Regions from separate parts of the Homo sapiens genome. Here all the other regions are linked to region 1. The links are chromatin contacts, found by Hi-C or POLR2A ChIA-PET in ENCODE. All regions are on one chromosome and are shown on one strand. The core of a region is the stretch at or near the end of the contact, and the rest is flanking DNA. Distances in the headings are between cores, read along the strand shown. Region 1 holds the start of SUPT5H (SPT5 homolog, DSIF elongation factor subunit). Region 2 holds the start of ZNF546 (zinc finger protein 546). Region 3 overlaps ACTN4 (actinin alpha 4).

Evidence for each region. Hi-C counts contacts between places; a loop is a spot of excess contacts on that map. ChIA-PET counts read pairs that join two places held with the same protein, here RNA polymerase II (POLR2A). Pooled maps may share reads with other maps.
Region 2: a loop to region 1 is called in a pooled map, with 9 times the contacts of the local background. The contact joins the promoter of ZNF546 here to the promoter of SUPT5H in region 1. A Hi-C loop is called at or near these places in 10 of 50 pooled maps. POLR2A ChIA-PET finds 5 or more read pairs at or near these places in 5 of 52 experiments (CD4-positive, alpha-beta T cell, CD4-positive, alpha-beta memory T cell, Panc1 and 2 more).
Region 3: a map with no recorded cell type shows a loop between it and region 1 (4-fold over the local background). The contact joins the enhancer-like site here to the promoter of SUPT5H in region 1. A Hi-C loop is called at or near these places in 1 of 37 single-sample maps with no recorded cell type. POLR2A ChIA-PET finds 5 or more read pairs at or near these places in 2 of 52 experiments (activated CD4-positive, alpha-beta memory T cell and activated CD8-positive, alpha-beta memory T cell).

Annotation. Positions count from the first base shown.
Region 1 is chr19:39,443,510-39,448,016 of GRCh38, reverse strand. It overlaps SUPT5H (SPT5 homolog, DSIF elongation factor subunit), which reads right to left and starts at 2,435. Exons shown (of 30, transcript NM_001111020.3): 1 at 2,380-2,435; 2 at 2,052-2,213. The coding sequence starts at 2,126. RefSeq lists enhancers at 2,006-2,225, 1,598-2,394, 2,366-2,635, 2,395-3,192.
Region 2 is chr19:39,993,423-39,998,309 of GRCh38, reverse strand. It overlaps ZNF546 (zinc finger protein 546), which reads right to left and starts at 1,250. Exons shown (of 7, transcript NM_178544.5): 1 at 1,153-1,250; 2 at 395-449; 3 at 1-62. RefSeq lists a silencer at 216-315 and enhancers at 1,134-1,428, 1,101-1,600, 1,436-1,615, 1,601-2,102.
Region 3 is chr19:38,665,541-38,669,938 of GRCh38, reverse strand. The region is part of intron 1 of ACTN4 (actinin alpha 4); the gene reads right to left. Among named protein-coding and RNA genes, the nearest start is that of ACTN4, 20 kb to the right of the region's middle. RefSeq lists enhancers at 1,863-1,942, 2,781-3,470, 3,536-3,830, 3,471-4,160, 4,161-4,398 and silencers at 2,916-3,210, 3,536-3,830. Within about 2 kb of position 2,723, at least 35 of the 41 ENCODE cell types and tissues checked have a DNase peak (open chromatin) inside an H3K27ac peak, as active enhancers do.

The sequences.
Region 1 (4,507 bases), core at 1,186-3,685:
GCCAGCTCCTTCCATTTCCCCAGAAAAAGAAATCTTAATCTTTATGTTAAATCTCCCTCACAAGCATTGGCAACTAATTTAACAGCCAATTTAAGTTTCTGTGCATCAAACAAGGGATCTATAATCACCCTGTCATCTGTTTACTGGTTTGTGATTGCTACCTACTAAATGTCAACTCCAAAAATGCAAAGATTTCCTACCAGACACCTGAGAAGTAAGTGGAACACAGTAGTAGATGCAAACACTGATTTGTTCAACAAACAAATAAAACAAAAATAAGTTTAAAAGGTGGATAATGGGCTTGGTGCAGTGGCTCACGCCTGTAATCCCAGTACTTTGGGAGGCCAAGGAGGGTGGATCACCTGAGGTCAGGAGTTCAAGACCAGCCTGGCCAACACAGTGAAACCCCGTCTCTACTAAAAATACAGAAATTAGCCTGATGTGGTGGTGCATGCCTGTAATCCCAGCTACTCGGGAGGCTGAGGTTGCAGTGGGCTGAGATCATGCCACTGCACTCCAACCTGTGCAACCTAGTGAGATGCTGTCTCAAAAAAAAAAAAAAAAAAGATAATGGCAAATAAAAGAACATTTGAAATCAGAAATGCCCCAGGAAATGTTGGTTTTTTGGTTCCTGGAACAGAGGTACAACAGACCCAAAGCCAGAGTGATCCTTTCAAAACATTAGATCACATCTTCCACTTGCTCAAACTTTTTCGTGGTTTCATTTTACTCAGTTAAGACCAAATTCCTTACCACAGCCTTCAAGATCCTATATGACTTGGCTCTCATAAATTCTTTGTTGCACTCACTCTGATCCAACCAAAGTGGACCCCCTTTTTTTAGGGGGTGGTGGGGAGACAAAGTCTCACTCTGTCACCCAGGCTGCAGTGCAGTGGCACCATCACAGCTCACTAGACCTTCACCTTCTGGCTCAAGCAATCTTCCCACCTCAGCCTCCCAAGTAGCTGGGACTACAGAAGCGTGCCACCAAGCTCAGCTAATATTTTTATAAGACGGAGTCTTGCTCGTCGCCCAGGCTGCAGTGCAGTGGCGCGATCTCAGCTCACCACAGTCTCCACCTCCCTGGTTCAAGCGATTCTCAGCTTCAGCCTCCCGAGTAGCTGGGATTACAGGTGGGCGCCACCATGCCAAGCTAATTTTTTTGTATTTTTAGTAGAAATGGTGTTTCACCATGTTGACCAGGCTGGTCTTGAACTCCTGACCTCAGGTGATCCACTGTCTTGGCCTCCCACAGTGCTGAGATTACAGGTGTGAGCCACCAAGCCCGGCCTCAGCCAATGGTTTTTATATTTTTGTAGAGACAGGGTCCCGTTGTGTTACCGAGATTGCTCTCAAACTTCTGGGCTCAAGTGATCCTCCCAGCTTGGCCTCTCAAATCCTCGTTAATCCCTGAACACGGCGGACACACTCCCATCTCTGCACCTGCTGGTCCCCCTCACTGGAACACTACACTTCCAGCTAACCACGACTCACTCCCTCACCTCCAACAAGTTTTTGCTCAAATGTCACCCCTCAGACTCATGCTGATGACCCTATTTCAAGAGCAACCAGGACTCTCCATTCCCCTTTTCTGTTCTTTTCTCCAGAGTACCTTCCAGCTTACTATATAGTTTATTCCTTGGCTATATTTATTTACATTCCCGAAGGCAGACATTTTTAAAATCTTTTTGTTTACTGGTGTACCCTAAGAGCAAAGAATTGCGCCTGGTACATAGTAGGCACTACAAATATAGTTATGGAATGACTAGACATAACTAAAAAAAAAAACTAATGCTAAGTGCTTACTATATGCACACAGAGTAAACTTTCAAAACATCACCTGTTATCTCACTGGACCTGACCCATTTCTGGCCTCCAGAACCTGTCCCTTTGCTTGACTTCGACTTGCCTAATTCTCTATCTCTTGAGACAATCTGGGAGTTCCCAGAAGCCAGAGCCCGCTGTGAACCCCTCGAGCCTCCCACAGGGGCCTTTCTGCCCGGAGTCCTGTCCCCAGACGCAATGTCTCCCCCAGCGCCCCAGCCACAGACCTCGGCCTCCTCGCCGTCACTGCTGCGCTCGCTGTCCTCCTCCTCGGAAAAGTTGCTGTCCTCGCTGTCCGACATCTTCCGCTGCTGCTGGGAAAGACAGCAGCCTTGGCGCGTCCCACAATCCTGCGCTCCACCCCGAGCCTCAGTTTCCCCGCTGGTTCCCTGGGAGAAGAAAACCCCTTAGGGCGCTTCCGGCAGGCTCGTTTTGGCAATCGCGAAGCGGAGTGAGGACCCCCTCCTACGCCACATGCTAGACCTCCCCAGTTTCCGAATCTGTTCTCTACACCTCCCCGGCGCCCGGAACTGCCACCTCTGCACACGCACTTACCTCTCGGGCTCCACCTCCGCCTTCGGTACCAGCTGCTGTTCGCACGACGCCTGACTGGGGCTGACGGGTCCTCTCGCGAGAACCTACCCGTTGACCTCGCCTAACACGAGATTTCCGGGGCTGGCACGGGCGACGCACTTCCAGGTCGCCATCTTGAGAGAGGCAGGGCTGGCCTGGGCGGAGTGCGGGGCCGACATCTGCGGAGGGTTAGGAGGGGAAAGGTTTTTTCTACCCGCCGGCTCGGCGACCAGGCTGAAACTCATGTTTGAATTTAGTGAGCCGTTTGTTCGTTAGTCCGGAACACTAGCGCGGTAGGCCAAGCTGCGAGGAGGCGGCGAAATCAGCGAATAGCAAATTATAAAAGAAACAAGGCTTTATCTCCTAGGCCCTCTAAAGCATCCCCAGGAGATCCGTATCCCCGTTTTGGAGAGAACGCTGAAGCTCAGAAAAACTCAGTGGAAAGCGGCAGACCCAAGCCTCCTCGCCAAGTCTGAGTGACCGTGAAGCCCTGGTTTTTCCTTCTTTTTCTTTCTTTTTGTACTTTTTTTTTTTTTTTGGTAGAGTCGGGCTGTTGCCCGGCCTGGTCTCAAACTCCTCTAACTCAAACTAAAAAGCCATCCTCCGGCCTCGTCCTGCCAAAGTGCTGAGATCACAGGCATAACCTGCCGCGCCCGGCCCAAGTCCCTATTTTTCTTTCCAGGCTTCCTAAGTTCATTTAAAGGCGAATTTATCTATTAGTAATGACGGCTGACGAGTGATGGCAGAGTGGACAGGTGTAATGGAGAGATGAAAAATGAACCTTCGCCTGTAATCCCAGCGCTTTGGGAGGCTGAGGCGGGAGGATCACCTGAGGCCAGGTATTTGAGACTAGCATGGGCAACAAATTGAGACCCCATGTATCCAATTTTTGTGTTTTTTTTAATGTGGTGTGGTGGCGTGTGCCTGTGGTCCCTGCTACTCCAAAGGCTAAGGTGGGAGGATCACTTGAACCCATGTTGAGGCTTCAGTGAGCTATGATTGCACCACTGCACTCCAGACTGGGTAATAGAGACCCTGTCTCTAAAAAAAAAAAAAAAAAAAAATTAAAACTTAAATTTTTAAAAATTGAAAAATTAACCTGATAGGGGAAATTTTAAAAATCAGAAGTCTATGTCAGTCGCGGTGGCTCATGCCTGTAATCCCAACACATTGGGAGGCCGGGGCGGGCAGATTGCCTGAGGTCAGGAGTTCGAAACCAGTCTGGCCAACATGGTGAAACCCCGTCTCTACTAAAAATACAAAAAAATTAGCCGGGCGTGGTGGCATGTGCCTGTGATTCTAGCTACTCGGGAGGCTGAGGCAGGAGAATGGCGTGAACCCAGGAGGCGGAGCTTGCAGTGAGCCGAGATCGCGCCACTGCACTCCAGCCTGGGCGAGAGTGAGACTCAGTCTCAAAAAAAAAAAAAAAAAAAAGAAGCCTCAGGACACATTGGTAAAATTTCTCACATAAGTATGACACACCTGGGCCGGGCGCGGTGGCTCACGTCTGTAATCCCAGCACTTTGGGAGGCCGAGGCGGGTGGATCACGAGGTCAGGAGACCGAGACCATCCTGGCTAACACGGTGAAACCCCATCTCTACTAAAAATACAAAAAAAAATTAGCTGGGCGTGGTGGCGGGCGCCTGTAGTCCCAGCTACACGTAAGGCTGAGGCAGGAGAATGGCGTGAACCCGGGAGGCCGAGCTTGCAGTGAGCCGAGATCGTGCTACTGCACTCCAGCCTGGGCAACAGAGCTAGACTCCATCTCAAAAAAAGAAAGGATTCTCCACCGGGCGCGGTGGCTCACGCCTGTAATCCCAGCACTTTGGGAGGCCAAGGCAGGCGGATCACCTGAGGTCAGGAGTTCAAGACCAGCCTGGCCAACATGGTAAAACCCTGTCTCTACTAAAAAATACAAAAATTAGCCAGGTGGCGTAGTGGCGCACACCCGTAATCCCAGCTACTCGGGAGGCTGTGGCAGGAGAATCTCTTGAACTTGAGAGGTGGAGGTTGCTGTGACAAAAGAGCAAGACTCCGTCTCAAAAAAAAAAACAACAAGAAAATAGGATTCTACATATTAAATCGCTACAGACACTGCTGCAGAAAGCC
Region 2 (4,887 bases), core at 1-2,500, 550 kb before region 1:
AAAGGAAGGCCTGGGATAGGTCACTGGACAATTCAGGAAAAGCAAAGCAATGTTTCCATTTCCTAAAAACAAAAACATTTTATGCATTTATTTAAAGATTTACTTAAAGATATAGACCAGAGAGTTGCAATTTATGTGACAAATAATTTAGTCTTTTTAGATTGAATCAAATGAACTTCTTCAAAGGGAAAAATGCAAATGAAAGCTACAGAAAGTACCTGGGGATGTGATTTTTGTGACTGTGAGCAATGAGGTGACAGGCTCTGTGGTAGATTGTGGCTGTGCTTGACATAGCAGTGTGGTACCACGCCGTATGACTGGGTGCAGGCAAGGCTGTGTGAGGATTAGAATGTGTGATTTCCATTTTATGAATAAAAAGGAAATATAAACTTACCTGGACCTGAACTTTTAGACCTGCTACAACAATTGTTCCCTCCTTTTCAGGATCCCTGTTTTGATGAATAGCAGAATGGGGGAAGAAAAATAATCATGAGACAGCAGGCCTTTCTTAAGAGCACAGACCGACCTAGAATATCCCCTCCAGCGCCACATCTGTGCTGACCTCACGCACATAACAGCTGTGTGAGAGTGAGGCTGGGATCTGTCTCTGAACTCACACCAGGTTTCTAGATCAAAGGTATGGGAATGCAGTGGTTCTGAAACATGCAGCTGCCCACACAGCGGCTCCAACTGCGCAGTCTTCCAACCTGTCGTCCCAGGAGTCTGTTTTAGGGACACTTCTAATTCAAAAGTCCAATCGCCAACCCAGGTCTGTACCTTCTTGCTGGGAACCTTCATCCCAGAGCTCGATATTTGACTTCCCTCTTGGGGACACTGCTGTGTGCAAACACCGAGGCCGTGAGGAGGGTAGAGGGTCAGTGACACACACCAGAGAGCCAGGCACCTGTCTCAGCCTCACACCCGCACCCACACCCGCCCAACCCGGTCCTGACAGGCGCCCCGTCGCGCGCACACACACACATACACCGTCTGCCACATTTTGTCACACAATTTCCCTTCTCCGCTCCCCAAGCACGCACAGGCCTGAGGCTCCCTGCGGGCACGACACGCCAGGTCTGGGCCCTGGAGCGCCTCACTTTGGGCGGCAGTTCTATCCCCAGTCCTACTCGTAAGAGTCCCGTTCCGCCTCACCTAGCTCGGACTTCTCGCCCGCAAGTGAATAATAACGGTTAAGGTGACTGAACCGTTAAGAACGCAATGTAAAGGGCCCTTGGGGTCCAGGCAACACTGCCCAAGGGGCTTCTGGGAAATGTAGTCCACAGCCGGAAACTGATCCTTTTGGGCGGAGGCGCAGGCGCGCGCGCATCCGGCGGGTTCGACTCACTTACCAGGAACCCACGCAGGAAGCTGAGGAGGAGAACAGACGCCTCTGGGCCACTGGCCGGGCCACTTGAGCGTGGGACCGCCGAGTGTGACCCTGAGGCCGAGTGCGTGCGGGACTGGGCGATAGCTCCGCCAGGCAGGATTTTGTTTGTTTCACCTCTTGAGGTAGTCCCGGCGTGTAGTACATAATAGGCGCTTAATATGTGTATTGTAAAGAATGAGTGCCTGGCCATTTGTATTTGCCTTGTGAGCGCGTGTGTGTGGCACTGTGAGGGTTGCGGGACCGACGGAACCTCTCTGGCTCTGGCGGGTTGTGTTTCCGCGTGTGTGTAATTTGAGTGTGAGTCAGTGTGTAGTGAGTGAAGGGATCTGACTGGAGAAAACCACAGTAAATACCCGGGGCTGTGATTTTTGTGACTTTGGTCAATGGGACGACAGGCTCTGTGGTAGACTGGCTGTGCTTGACGTAACAATGTGGTACTATGCCGTGTGGTTGCCGGCAAGGCTATGTGAAGATGAGAATGTGTGATTTGGAAAATCTGGATGTGGAACATCACGGGTGCCAGTGGAATTGTGACTCTGTGTGTGTATAAAAGTTTGCAACCATAGGCCTATATGTCTGTGGGATAAAGAGAATATGTTGCGTCTTCTTGGAGTATCAGCTTTATTTAAACATTTGCATCAGAGAGTTGCGATTTATGTGCCAAAGATTTTTGTCTTTTTATATTGAATTAAATGAATTTTTTACAAAGAGAAAAATGAAAATAATAGTAACTTTCAAAAAATATTAAGAATTTCCTTCCACTCTTATATTCTGGCAATGGATCTTTGGCAATGGGTCTTTGGCAGATCAATTTGAAAAGCTTGGACTGAGGAAATTATACTTGGAAAGCACATTAGGCAGTCAGCCCTTGGTTCCTAAATACCATGCTCCACTGAAAGGAGCAAGGCTCCATGGAGAAATGGCAGATTCCAGAGCTGGGGAAGGGAAAGTTCAGAATGAACTTGGAACATCTTGTGCTTGAAAGTAAGGCAGTGCTCAAAGAATGGTGGGGACGTGTTCAAAGGACATGGAAACCAGATTGAAGGGACTTCCACTGACCAAACTTGACATGGTTTGAGCATCAAAATAAATAATGCTAGTTATAGATTAAAACCCATTAAATAACAGAGGGAATCATAATTCCAAACTGATATAAATTAGTACGTGAAAAAAAATTGAAAGTTTGATGAGGGACTGGATGTTTACATTGTTGCAAAGAACCCCTGCCCCCCCCCAAATCCCTTAAAAATGTGTCAATATAAGGCTGGGCACGGTGGCTTATGCCTATAATCCCAGCACTTTGGGAGGCCGAGGTGGGCGGATCGTGAGGTCAGGAGTTTGAGACCAGCCTGACCAACGTGGTGAAACCCTGTCTCTACTAAAAAAATACAAAAATTAGCTGGGTGTGGTGGTGCGTGGTGGGTCCTGTAATCCCAGCCACTCAGGAGGCTGAGGCAGGAGAATTGCTTGAACCCAGGAGGCGAAGGTTGCAGTGAGCCTAGATCGCGCCACTGCACTCCAGCCTGGGTGACAGAGTGAGACTCCATCTTTAAAAAAAAAAAAAAAAAGTGTCCATATGAAAAAATGCTCAACATTACTAATCATCAGAGAAATGCAAATTAAAACCACACTGAGATACCACCTCACAGTGTTAGAATAGCTGTAATCAAAGAGACAAAAGACGACAAGGGTTGGTGAGGGTATGGATATAAGGGAACACTTGTACACTATTTGTGGAAATGTAAATTAGTACAAACATAGAAAATATCCGGAGTTTTCTCAAATTAAAAATATAACCACTATATGACCCAGTCATCCCACTATATATATCTGTATATATCTGTATATATCCGTATCAGTCCATTCTTGCATTGCTATAAAGAAAACCCGAGACTCGGTAACTTATAAGAAAAGATGTTGAATTGGCTCACAGTTCTGCAGGCTGTACGGGAAGCATAGTGGCATCTGCTTTTGAGCAGGCCTCAGGAAGTTTCCAATCATGGTGGAAGGCAAAATGGGAGCAGGCACATCACATGGTGAAAGCAGGAGCAAGAGAGTGAGGAGGGAGATGGTACACACGTTTAAATGTCCAGATCTCATAAGAACTCACTATTATGAGGATGGAAACAAAGGGCTGCTAAGCCATTCATGAGGAATCTGCGCCCATGATCCAATCACCTCCCACCAGTCCCCACTTCTTATATTGGGGATTACATTTCAGTATGAGATTTGGGTTGGGATACACATCTAAACAATGTCATTCTGCCTCTGGCCCCTCTCAAATCTCCTGGCCTTCTCACATTTCAAAATACAATCTTGCCTTCCCAGCAGTCCCCCAGAGTCTTAACTAATTCCAGCATTAACTCAAAAGTCCAAAGTCTGAAGTCTCATCTGAGACAAGGCAAGTTCTTTCCTCCTATGAGCCTGTAAGATCAAAAACAAGTTAGTTACTTCCAAGATAAAATGGGGGTACAAGCATTAGATAGACATTCCTGTTCCAAAAGGGAGAAATTGGCTAAAAGAAAGAGGCTACAGGCCCTATGCAAGATCAGAACCCAGTAGGGCAATCATTACATCTTAAAGCTCCAGAATAATCTTTGATTCCATGTCCCATGTCCAGGGCACACCAATTTAAGAGGTGGGCTTCCAGCCTTGGGTATTTCTTCCCCTGTGGCTTTGCCGGGTTCAGGCTCAGAGGCTGCTCTGATCTACCATTCTGGGATCTGGAAGATGGTGGCCCTCTTCTCATAGCTCCACTAGTCAGTGCCCCAGTGTGTACTCTGTGTGAGGGTTCCAACCCCACATTTCCTTTTTGCACTGCTCTAGTAGAGGTTTTCTGTCAAGGCTTAGCCCCTGCAGCAGGCTTCTGCCTGGACACCTTGGCTTTTCCACATATCCTCTGAAATCTAGATGGAGGCTCCCAAGCCTTATTCACACTCTGTGCACCTGCAGGCTTAAGACCATGTGGAAACCACCAAGACTTATGGCTTGCAACCTTTGGAGCTGCAGTCTGAGCTGTACCTGGGCCCTTTTAAGTCACAGCTGGAGTTGGAGAAGCCAGGATGCAGGGAGACATGTCCTGAGGCTGCACAGGTCAATTCTGGCCCATGAAACCATTCTGTCCTCCTAGGCCTCGGGGCTTGTGATGGGAGGGGCTGCCTCTTAGATCTCTGAAATGCCTTAGAGGCCTGTTTCCCATTTCTTGGCTATCTGCACTTGCCTCATTTTTAGTTAGGCAAATTTCTCTAGCAAATGGTTGCTCAGAAACTTTCTTGAATTCTTCTGAAAATGAACTTTTCTTTTCTACCACATGGCCAGTGCAAAGTTTCCAAACTTTTACACTCTGCTTACCTTTTACATATAAGTTCCAGCTTTAAGTCATTTCTTTGCTCCCACATCTTAGCATAGGTGGTTACAAGCAGCCAGGCCATATCTTGAATGCTTTGTTATTTAGGCATTTCTTCTGCCAGATACCCTAGGTCATCACTCTCAAGTTCAAA
Region 3 (4,398 bases), core at 1,474-3,973, 780 kb after region 1:
TGAGCCTTGAGATTCTTGGCTGGACTGCAATTGCCTCTCCCTCCTTCCCCCAACGCTTGCTTCCAGCTACCCAAGGAGTCTTTTGCTTGTGGAGCTAGTGAGCCAGCATTCTGAGTGACATATTCCAAAGTGTCCCCAAATAACAAAATCCCAGGGCTGCAACCATGAGGGTGTCAGCTCCGGCACTGTTACCAGCCTGTTAAAAAGTGGTGCAAACCTCACCAACTTCCTGAGGCCACGCTGGGCTCCGCTTCCTGGCAGTTACCACAAAAATGTGGCACCAAATGCAGCTACTAAAACAAGCAGCAGCTCGGGCAACCCAAGGGCCACCATCTTCCTAGGTGATGGCTAGGGATGGCTTCTGCCACCCACACCACAGTGATCTCCTCCCCAGCTACCTGTGCTCTAAGTAAAAACAGCATGCTTGCAGCTTCAAGACTAGTCCCCTACCCAGTCCCATCTACTCCAAACCAGACTGGGTCACCTATGCCTTTCCAATGTAGAAATTCTTCAGATGCCATTGACAGGGGACACCTCCAAACTCTAGTTTCCTTGGCCAGGAGATGCATCCTTCTTGCCTCCTTCTTGCCTCAATCTGTCATTCCTTTCCAGCAACATGCCCCAAGCCAGGAACTAAGAAAAAGCTGGATTTTGGCTGGGCGCGGTGACTCACGCCTGTAATCCCAGCACTTTGGGAGGCCAAGGCAGTGGATCACCTGAGGTCAGGAATTCGAGACCAATCTGGCCAACATGGTGAAACCCCGTCTCTACTAAAAATACAAAAATTAGCTGGGCACGGTGGCAGGCGTCTGTAATCCCAGCTAGTTGGGAGGCTGAGGTAGGAGAATCGCTTGAACCCAGGAGACAGAGGTTGCAGTGAGCCAAGTGCATACCACTGCATTTCAGCCTGGGCGACAGGGAGAGACTGTCTCGAAAAAAGAAAAAAAGCTGGATCCCAAGGTGACTCCTCAGCCCTGGGGAGCCTACGAAACCATACACCAAGAACCAAACACACAACTCTCCTGGAGGTCGATTTATAAGGGAGGCAGCTCTGAACACCTGAGCTCCGAGACACACAGAGCACATTGGAAAAACCCTTTTCAAACCCATGAAGGCGAAGTCAATGGGTTTACTTCAGTAAGTCAGTGAGCAGTAAAACAAGACCACATTTACATCTGCATATCGCCCTAACACTGTTCACTTCCATCATGCAATTCATTGTCCATCTTTTCTTTTTTTCTTTTTTCTTTTTTTGCGATGGAGTCTCACTCTCTTGCCAGGCTGGAGTGCAGTGGCACGACCTCGGCTCACTGCAACCTCCGCCTCTCAGGTTCAAGCAATTCCCCTGCCTCAGCCTCCTGAGTAGCTGGGACTACAGGCGCGCACCACCATGCCCAGCTAATGTTTTGTATTTTAGTAGAGACGGGGTATCACCATGTTGGCCAGGATGGTCTCAAACTCCCGACCTCGTGATCTGTGCGCCTTGGCCTCCCAAAGTGCTGGGATTACAGGAGTGAGCCACTGCGCCTGGCCCTTCATCGTCCATCTTTTCTTTAAGGACAGGGTTGGGTTGGTTTTCTTTCTTGTTGTATCTCCAAGCCTAATATGGTATCTGGGTAAATGTCAGGTGGATTGAAGAGAAAGAATATTAACAAATCACAGGATCTAGGATCACAGGAAACTTACATGGCTCTCCTGTTTAATCTTCAAACTTCCTTCTAAAGCTGTTAGGATGTTAGGAGGGGCACAGGAAGGGGGGCACTCTAACTGTATCCTGATCCTGCATTAGCATTTCAGAGGCCGTTGGTTCCATCAAGAAACTGGACTGTGCAAAGCATGAAATGAGACACCACATTACAACCTCATCTGAGTAATCACCCAGGGTTTATTTGTAATTCTAAGGAACAGGCACCTCCAGAGACATAACTCCTTCCTTAACCAGGCCTGGCTCTTCTGACTGCCTTCCGCCGTATAAATAGGAAGCCAGCTTGCATATTTTGCATTAATGCCTTCACGCAGGGCTGCTTTGAGTTTATTTTTGTTGCTTTCATTTTAAGACTGTGTTTATACCTCTTAGACTTCCAGCCAGAGGAAAAATGACAAGATACAAACCTTGTCCTTTTTTCAGGGACGCTCCAGACGGTTCCTGGAGGCACATGGGAAGATTAGCGACTCAGAGATGCCAAGTCACTGGCATTGGGTAGTTCTCCAAAATGGTTTTTTTTTTTTTTTGGTGGAAGAAACAGATACATCAGACTAGTCCAGCGTCTCAGTTTCCACACTTCATAACAATGGGGCACCGTGCACCTAGTGTCTAACTTACCACGCTGCCTTTGGGCCACAAATTCCATACTGTAACAGCCAATTACCCAAAACACTAAATAGGGAATGGCTCAAAAAAGGCTGTCTCTGAAAAAGCAGCAGCATTTTGATGAGCAAAAATAGTAAGAGAGGATTTTTTAAACTTAGAAAAACGAGGAAAGTTGAACCCAGCTAAGAATATTTCTGAGACACCCCCCACCCCTTGTGATTTTTCTCCCGCTAGGATTTTCCCTTGACTCGCCTCTTTAGAGACTGCTAAACACACACACACATACACACACTCATTTTTTAATCCCACCAACTCTCCTCGCCCCAAGGCCAGAGGCTTGGCGGTGACAGCTTCGAACAATGACATCACCCTAGGTTTGCCTCCTTGGCAGGGTCACCAATACTGTTTGCAGTCAATTTCCTGTAAAGGCTCTTTAAGGCAGGAAACTAGTCCTGTGCCTTGAGTCCTCCCCCTGTTCTGAGCCATCGTGTCAGGTCAAAACAAAGACTTTTTGTGTTGTTGTTTTTTTCCCCTTTTAGGAAAACAAGACTTCCCTGCACTTTTAATGAGCACCTTAATTACAAGCTAAAGAATTAGATATATTTACGGATGACCTCATGCTCGCTGATAATTAGCAATTTGAAAGACCTGGCACATCCCTAGACTCAGTTCTTTCTCCTTCACCCCCTCCCCCAAGCATTCAGGTTAATTACTAAGCTTGACCTTCCAAAACAAAGTGGGTTGGGCCCAGTCAGTCCCTACCTCCCCCAGAGCTCCCCAGCACCGAGGGGCTTGTTCCTCCCTCCCACTAAGTCAAGAATGGAAACTGCCTTAGAGAGGGTTGATTAGCCTGGGATAATGATCTAGGAGGGGTGACAGATTTCTGGGGGCCCCACTCTAAGTGTTGACAAGTTTTAATTAATGCCCAGGCTAATTGAACCCTGGCACAGTCAAGGGGAAGAAAACTGCTCATCTCAGAGGCAAGAAGTGTTTGGATATGCACAGTCCCAGCCGTGATGGCGGGGAGGTGTCTCCGAGCGGGCTCCCACTGCGGACCTGTGTGTACTTCGTGTTCTCCTGGCACGTGGATCCCACAACTGGAGATGCAGCTGACTCAGGCAGTTACTTTCCATACATTTTCTTGTGCTAGAAGGGTGTCAACAGCCTGATCAGGAAAGCGCAAACCGGGTGGCCTTCCCTTAGGGTCCTGCCTCAGGCCAACAATGGGCAGCTCCTGAACAAGGCTGCACCGCCCCACCCCCAGCCCCCATCGGTTGTCACTCCGTTGTAACATTTTCCAAATTTGCTTCAGGCCTGCACCCTGTTAGGGGAGAGGCTGGGAGGCGGACATTCTCCTCATTCTTTTGCCTTATTAGGTTGTGGATTTGATTGCTTTTGGGGGGGACAGGGGCGAAGTTGAAGAATGGCATCAGGAAGTGACCCCAGGAAAGGGGGGGGCGCGGGAGGAAGGAGGAAAAGGGAATGGAGCAGCAGGCGTGAGAAGCACTGTTGGGAAGAGGCCTGGAAGGGGCAGGGCTCCTCCAAGCCCTCTAGAAAGTCCCACGTTCCAGGTCGGCAGCTGGGCACAGGCTCCTGTGCACCTCTTGGCCCCATCTGACAGCATTTCTGGGCAGTTATTTTTAGGGTTATCAGTGGGAAGCCCTTCCTGCTTCTACATCACACACCAACTGAAGAGAGGGCAGCCTGACTCCAGGCTGTGGGATGTTTCTAACTTGAGTTGGACTTTGCTTTGCGGGGAAGGGGACCCAGGGAAAGAAGGGAACCCGGGGAAAGAGCCCCCCGGCTGATAGCAAACTTAGTAACAAGTTAAATTACTCATGAAAGAACCTTCCTGGCACTGCCTATGGCACATCCCAACACAAAATTGTTCAGGGCCTGTAACTCTGAAACAAGAAGCCACCTCCCAGATAATGAGGCCCAGATGGATGCAGGGGCTGGGGAGAGGGCTGCGTTAAGTCACTTGCTCAAGTGCCCACTGCCACTTGTTGGAGGGCACTTCTTCGAAGTTGCTGGCTGGGCTCAGGACTTGGCGCTTCCTGGGGAGCACTGGAGGAAAGGGGTGTATG